Linked DNA regions of Homo sapiens: region 1 is linked to region 2. Evidence: chromatin contacts called from ENCODE Hi-C data. All regions are on one chromosome and are shown on one strand. Each heading gives the region's core, a stretch centred on a gene start or an enhancer-like site at or near the end of the contact. The rest is flanking DNA. Distances are from core to core; before and after follow the strand shown. Region 1 holds the start of SMIM10L2A (small integral membrane protein 10 like 2A). Region 2 has its middle 13 kb from the start of SMIM10.

Region 1 (3,210 bases), core at 275-2,774, 420 kb after region 2:
CCCAGCCTTAAGTGATCCTCCCATCTTGGCTTCCCAAAATGCCGAGATTGCACGCCTATAATCCCAGCAATTTGGGAGGCCGAGGTAAGCGGATAACCTGAGATCAGGAGTTCCAGATCAGCTTGGCCAACATGGTGAACCCTATCTCTATTAAAAATACTAAAAATACAAAAATTAGCCAGGCGTGGTGTCGCGTGCCTGTAGTCCCAGCTACTTAGGAGGCTGAGGCAAGAGAATCGCTTGAACCTGGGAGGCAGAGACAGCAGTGAGCTGAGATCATCAGCGTGGAAGACAGAGTGAGACTTAGTCTCAAAAAAAAAAAAAAAGAAAAGAAAAAAAAAGAAAAAAAAGAATAGAAAAGAGAAAAAGAAAGAAAAGAAAAACCACGCCCAGCCTCCTGCCCTGGCATTTTTTTTTTTGATGCATGTATACCCATGCATGGATGTGTTGCGTTGTTGATAAAATCGTGATGTCCACACAATAACCAGAATCCAGTGATTCTGGAACTGGATTTTTTTTTTCTTGATCATGTAGGTAGGACAATTGCTCAATCAGTGTAAATGGATCCGCTGCGTTCCTCAGTTACGTGGGATACCATAGAGATGATCAGGCGTGACGGTGAACAGGTATTTTGAGAGTTCTTAAATACCCACGTCAACCTTTGTTGTGAAAACTGGGATGGGGTTGGGTGAACCTACTTCTTTCTTGCCGACAGTTTTTCAAAAGTCATGACCATAACGAAGTGAGAGCATTTCCCCACATCATTAAAACAGTCTGAAAAAACGCTACTGGGTTTTGACTGGTTTACGTTTAATAAAGATTGAATGAAACCACGAAAGGGCTTTTAAGCACACTGGCAACAAACAAACAAAAAGGCCATAAACAAGAGCAAATGAAAACCCAAGACGACCTTGTGCAACCACCATGGCAAACAATGGATTAAGAAGAGTGCTTAGAAAGGGAAGGACAATGGGGAAATTCGCCAATAAAGAGATATACGTGACCAGCAAATATACCAGAAAGGGAAAAATGCACGCATGTGGGCTTGATGGCACTCTGTAGCGCAGTTACTGCACCATGCGAATTAAAGAAAGATATAATGGCTTGGCTGGCCAGTTTTCAGGGGAGACCGTGGGAGAAGGGAGGTGATATGAACAGGCAGAGGCTTCTGCACGTGCTTTCTATACAGAATCAGCGTAGCGGCCCAGATTGTCCTCCTCCACTGCCGCTCCACCCTGGGAAATGGTCTCAAAGCGATCCCTGGCAGCTCCGCCCTTCAATCCACTCCAGCCTCCGGAGGCGCCCGGAAAGAGGCGGGGCTGTGTGGGCGGGACGGGGCAGTGGGCGGAGCTGAGCCTGCGGGGCACGTCGAGCAGGCGGGGTCGCAGCGCTGACGGCCTCTCTGCGGCTCCCGGTTGGGGGCGTGGCTAAGCCAGCGGCGGACCTATGCTGGCCTGGGGGGGTTCGGGGTGGGGGTTCGGGGGGGTGGCCCCCCGCAGTGAGGAGGTGTGGAGGGGGCGGCGTGTGCGGGATCGTGGAGGTGGGGCCGAGGCAGCGGCCGCCTGAGCCCCGCTCGGCCTTGGGAACACGGGGGCGGGGCGGCCGCGGCTCTGGGCGACCCGCTGGGTGCACTAGTGCTCGGGTCCCACCGCCCTGAGGCTCGCGCTCGAGCGGGTCAGTCGGTCGGCGGGGCCTGCGCGGGGCCCGGGCCCATGGCGGCGTCGGCGGCTCTGTCTGCAGCGGCGGCTGCGGCGGCCCTGTCTGGCCTGGCGGTGCGGCTGTCGCGCTCAGCTGCGGCCCGAGGCTCGTACGGCGCCTTCTGCAAGGGGCTCACGCGCACGCTGCTCACCTTCTTCGACCTGGCCTGGCGGCTGCGCATGAACTTCCCCTACTTCTACATCGTGGCCTCGGTGATGCTTAACGTCCGCCTGCAGGTGCGGATCGAGTGAGCGCCGGCGGCGGCGGCGGCGAAGGCCCGGCTGAAGGGGCGCCCGTGTCCCCGCCCGCCCCCGGCCGGGTCGCCGGCATGAAGGAAAGCTGGGCCGCGGCGGGGGGCGGAGGCGGGGCGGCTCGGACCCCTGGACTCTAGACCTACGCCGCCAGGGCACGACGGCCCAGCCCTGGCCCCGGCTGCGGTCTCAGCCCGGGGGCCCTGGATCGCGCAGAAACGCACTGAATGGGCCCCTGCCATCGGGCTCCAGAAACTACCTGGGCTCGGCCGACCTGTTGCCTCATATTGGCCAAAGAGGGGGAAACCAGAAGGAGGGAATTCTGCTGCGGCGACTTGACTTTCCAGGCCCGGAGCAGAAAGGTAGGAGGCGACAGGTTGGAATGGGAGAGGGGCGGTGGCTCTGCCCTTCAGATGTCAGGGCGTGTTGGCGGTCAGGGGGAAGTATGGAAGGCACCGGGGCAAACCAGCCAGAAGAGCTGTGGAGCCCAGGTGGGGAAAGGAAAGGCAGCCGCAGGCTCTCCCCTCCTCCCCAGTCATGATTGCAGGATAGGGTGAGGGGCGGCCCCCTCCCGCCCACGCCCCAGTGCCTGCCTCCCTTTCTGCAGAGGCCCCCAGGGTGTCCCCTGAACCCTGAGGAATGGAGGGTAATGGGCTGGGGGCGGCCCCGGAAGGCCCTAGAGGAGCAACGATGCCCCCACCCTTCTCTTCCCCACCAGTCGGTGGGCATAGGGAGGACGGTTCTCTTCTAGGTTGAGCCCCATATCTGTTCTCAGCCCTCAGCCCTGGGTCTCTCTGCAGCTCCTGCACAGCCCTTGGCAAAACTGCCTCCTGCCCTGTCTTTGGGGCCAGAGGACTGGTCTCTGCCTGCTCCTGCTGTCCCTTATGTTCCCCTACCCCTACATGAGGGCACCCCCCAAGCTCTGCATTTGGAGACAGGGAAGAGTGGGAGAGACGCATTCCTACCGTCCCCTCCCCTAGTCTTGCTCTTCTGCCATGTCAGCCCATGCTCCCTAAGGCCCCTAGCTAGCAAGGCCCTCCCAGGGCCAGAGTCCCATCCTCCAGCCCCAGACGGCCTCTAGAAGCCTACTGTGTACTGAAGTGATCTGGGAAAAGGAGACCTGCCTGAGCACACAGCAGCTCTCAGCCTGGGGTGGGCAGAGCAGATGGAGGAGGGGCTTGCAGAGGAGGCCATTCCCGGGGGAAGCAAGGACGTGTCTGGTGGCCAGGCAACTGAGGTCCCCATCTCTTTCTTTCTCTTT
Region 2 (3,366 bases), core at 354-2,853:
AAAGTGAAGAATTAGATAGGCTAGTTAAGAGGCTATTAGAATAATCCAGGAGAGGTGTAAAGGTGTTTTGGACAGAGGTCATAACAGTGGAGGTGCCAGGAAGTGGTCAGATTCTGGTTGTATGTTGAAGGTAGACTTGAGTTAATGTGGGGCATGAAAGAAACAGAGGATTCAAGGATGACAGCAAGGCCTTTAGCTTGAGCAACAGAAAGGAAAGAGTTGCCATTTACCAAGATGGGGAAGACAGAGGAAGTGTAGACTTGGGAGATGAAAAATATAAGTCTTGATAAATCCATCATGATTATTAAATCATTCTATTTATTTAAAAAAGCAGGCTGGGTGCAGTGCCTCATGCCTGCAATCCCAGCACTTTGGGAGGCCAAGGCGGGAGGATCACCTGAGGTCAGGAGTTCAACACCAGCCTGGCGAACATGGCAAAACCTCGCCTCTACTAAAAATTAAAAAATTAGCCAGGCATGGTGGCATGTGCCTGTAATCCCAGCTACTTGGGAGGCTGAGACAGGAGGACTGACTGAACCTGGGAGGCAGAGGTTGCAGTGAGCCAAGATCGCGCCACTACACTCCAGCCTGCACAATAGAGCGAGACTCCATCTCAAAAAATAAAAAAGTAAACCGGTAACAGTGAAACTAAGCTTCTCTTAAATGTTCCAATATTATATGTATATATATGTAGTATGTAGTATGTATGTATATATGTAGTATGTATGTATATAAAAATTAGTAAGAGTTTTACTTAAAATCCTAACTCTAAACCCATGATTAAATTATGTATTTTAAATTCGAACCGCATCTTCTTTGGGCTGAGCTGTTTTGGGCATCCAAGGGGGGTTGACACACAGCAGTATCTCATAAAAACACATGATTCATGAAAGAAACAGAAGTGTCATTAAAACTGACTGCCCTAAGTAAATGGTGTATTATGTGCATATATGTGATTATGATGTTAAAGAAAGTAATGTAATGATCAGAGTGGCAATTCAATTTTGTGGTGTTGGTAAAACACTAAAAGCAAATGTTTCTGGTAAAATAATACAATCCCTCCTATTTTTATATTTTCAGCATCTCTGAAGATGTCCTATAATTATTTTCATTTAGTGTCCTAATATAGCAAATTAATAGATTTCTGAACATTTAACCCACCTTCTATTAACTGTTCATGGTGCATTACTCTTTGAATGTGCTGCTCTGGATGTTTGCTAATATTTGGGGCTTTCCTATTAATGTTTCAAAGTAACCACATCTGCGGCCAGGGAGCCAATAATCTGGCTGAGAGATGCATGAAGGAGGAAAATGTGTTCACAGAACCTCACTCCAGTGGCGTCCACAGCCGAGAGTCAGTAAAGGGACACGCTACAGCTGATGAGTTAGGTGAGGGGAGGAGTACGGTAGGAGGCCGCATCACCTTCCAGAACACGTGTCCTCTGCTCTCTTTGGGCAGCGGGCGCAATCTCCCCTCACACCGCAAACTGTCCTGGGATCTTCCCCCGCGCACCGCCCCTCGCCCGCGCCTGCCTTGGGAAATCTTGGCCCCACCTTTCTGATTCAGACCCCGCCTCCTGAAGAGAGTTAAGCCCTCCCCCACGTTCTCACAGCCGCGGCCCGGCCCCGTTCTGAGCTTGCGCACTAGTGACCATCGGGCTTTGGGGGCGGAGCCCGCGCAAGCACTCAGGCCACGCCCATGGCCAAGCCCACATTCCGCCCCATGGACAGGCCCACATTCCGCCCCATGGACACGCCTCCACAACCATGCATTTCCGGTGATGCTTAGAAATATAAAGATCGGAGTGGTAATGTAATTTTGTGACGTTGGTGAAAGACTAAAAGCAAATGGCAAAATCATACCCACTGACCTGAAATAGGGTCCAAATCGGGACAAAAAGGACATTTTTCTTTGCCTCCACCCTCTGACACAGCCTTTAGGAGGACAATGCCCTACGGCTGCCCCCAGCTGCCTAGAATCCACTCTACCCCAGACTACAGTGACAATTCTAAGCCCACCTGTCTTATGCAGAAACCGGGAGGCAGAAGGGGGCACACAACAGGAAGGGGAAGAAATGTTCTCTGAGGGAGAAACAGGTCCGTTTGGCACTTTCCACAGATGCACCCAACTCCGACTGGAATAACTGCTGCTTACTCCTCTGCTCATTGTGTCTTTGCAATTAAAAGAAAAAATTGAAGTAATTATCTCTGGTGAGTCACTTTCTGTATAGTTCACTTGTTATTCTCTCCTTTGTGCCATTATGAATTGACAAGTCCTTTGCAATAAGATAGAGAACAGTTTTGTAATAAAAAAGAACACAGTTGTTTAAAAAAAAACATGAAAACACAGGTTACAAAAAATGAAGCAATAAGGTAATGCACATAAATTAAGTCAAAGCAATGGAAAATAAATTGCAAACACAATAGAGTTATAAATATATATGGAAAAGAAGGACTAGATGACAATAAAACAAGATATAAACTGTTTCAGTTTATATGGTAAGAATAATGCTATTTTTTTCTAATAATCTCTGTTTTCAAATTTTCTTTAATGAATATCTGTGTACCAGCCCTTGTCCATTCTAGGGTGCTGTGGGGTTAAGATCAAACAAGGTATAGAATCACACATGCCTGGGTTTTAATCCTGCCTCAGCAAATTACTAACAGTATGTCCTTGAGCAAGTGACTTGACTTCTCTGAGACATACATATAGGGCCTGGCTGCCCAGATTACTATAAGCATGAAGAAAGATGATACAGACTAATGCTCAGCACAGGGTCTGTCAGAGGTAGTAACTGGGCTAATTGTAGCTATTACAATAGGGAACTTGATGGGTTTGTGATTTTGCTATTTATTTATTTTATTATATTACTAATCCTCAGTTAAAAATACATGTGAGAAGCATCCCCCAAATCTCACCAAATTTTTCTTTAGTTTCTTACCCTGTAGGTCCTATTTCTTCCTTGAGGGCATTTACCGCATCTTGCCCTCATATAATGTCTCTTTCCCCAGACATTGCCCCTCTCCATCCAGGCTCCTCATCGTCACTTACAGTTTCTCTGGGGAGTTAGGATGGCAGGGTGAACCAGCCTTATATACTCCCTAGTCTATGGATGGTGATAGCTCAGGGAACCTCCAGCAGCAGCAATTCCTGTCTCAGTGTGTCCCTGGCTTTCTGAGACAATGGTCATCTTAACTCACACATTCCCTTGTATAATGAAAAAATGAGGGAAGATGACATGTACTTGGCCAATGACCCTCCACTATCTGGGGGCCAGTGCAACTGGGCATCGAAAGCCTTATCTGGGCTGAGTGGCAGTGGCTCACACCTGTAATCTCAGCACTTTGGGAGGCTGAGGCAGGAGG

Evidence for each region. A loop is a pair of places that touch in the nucleus more often than their neighbours do. Pooled maps may share reads with other maps.
Region 1: a loop to region 2 is called in a pooled map, with 11 times the contacts of the local background. The contact joins the promoter of SMIM10L2A here to the enhancer-like site in region 2. A Hi-C loop is called at or near these places in 8 of 50 pooled maps.

The regions. Positions count from the first base shown.
Region 1 is chrX:135,420,420-135,423,629 of GRCh38, forward strand. SMIM10L2A (small integral membrane protein 10 like 2A) reads left to right here and starts at 1,525. Exons shown (of 2, transcript NM_203306.3): 1 at 1,525-2,311. The coding sequence starts at 1,713. The coding sequence ends at 1,949. RefSeq lists a silencer at 1,586-1,815.
Region 2 is chrX:135,002,593-135,005,958 of GRCh38, forward strand. No RefSeq gene overlaps it. Among named protein-coding and RNA genes, the nearest start is that of SMIM10, 13 kb to the left of the region's middle. RefSeq lists enhancers at 1,480-1,990, 1,991-2,499 and a silencer at 1,513-1,572. Within about 2 kb of position 1,604, at least 5 of the 41 ENCODE cell types and tissues checked have a DNase peak (open chromatin) inside an H3K27ac peak, as active enhancers do.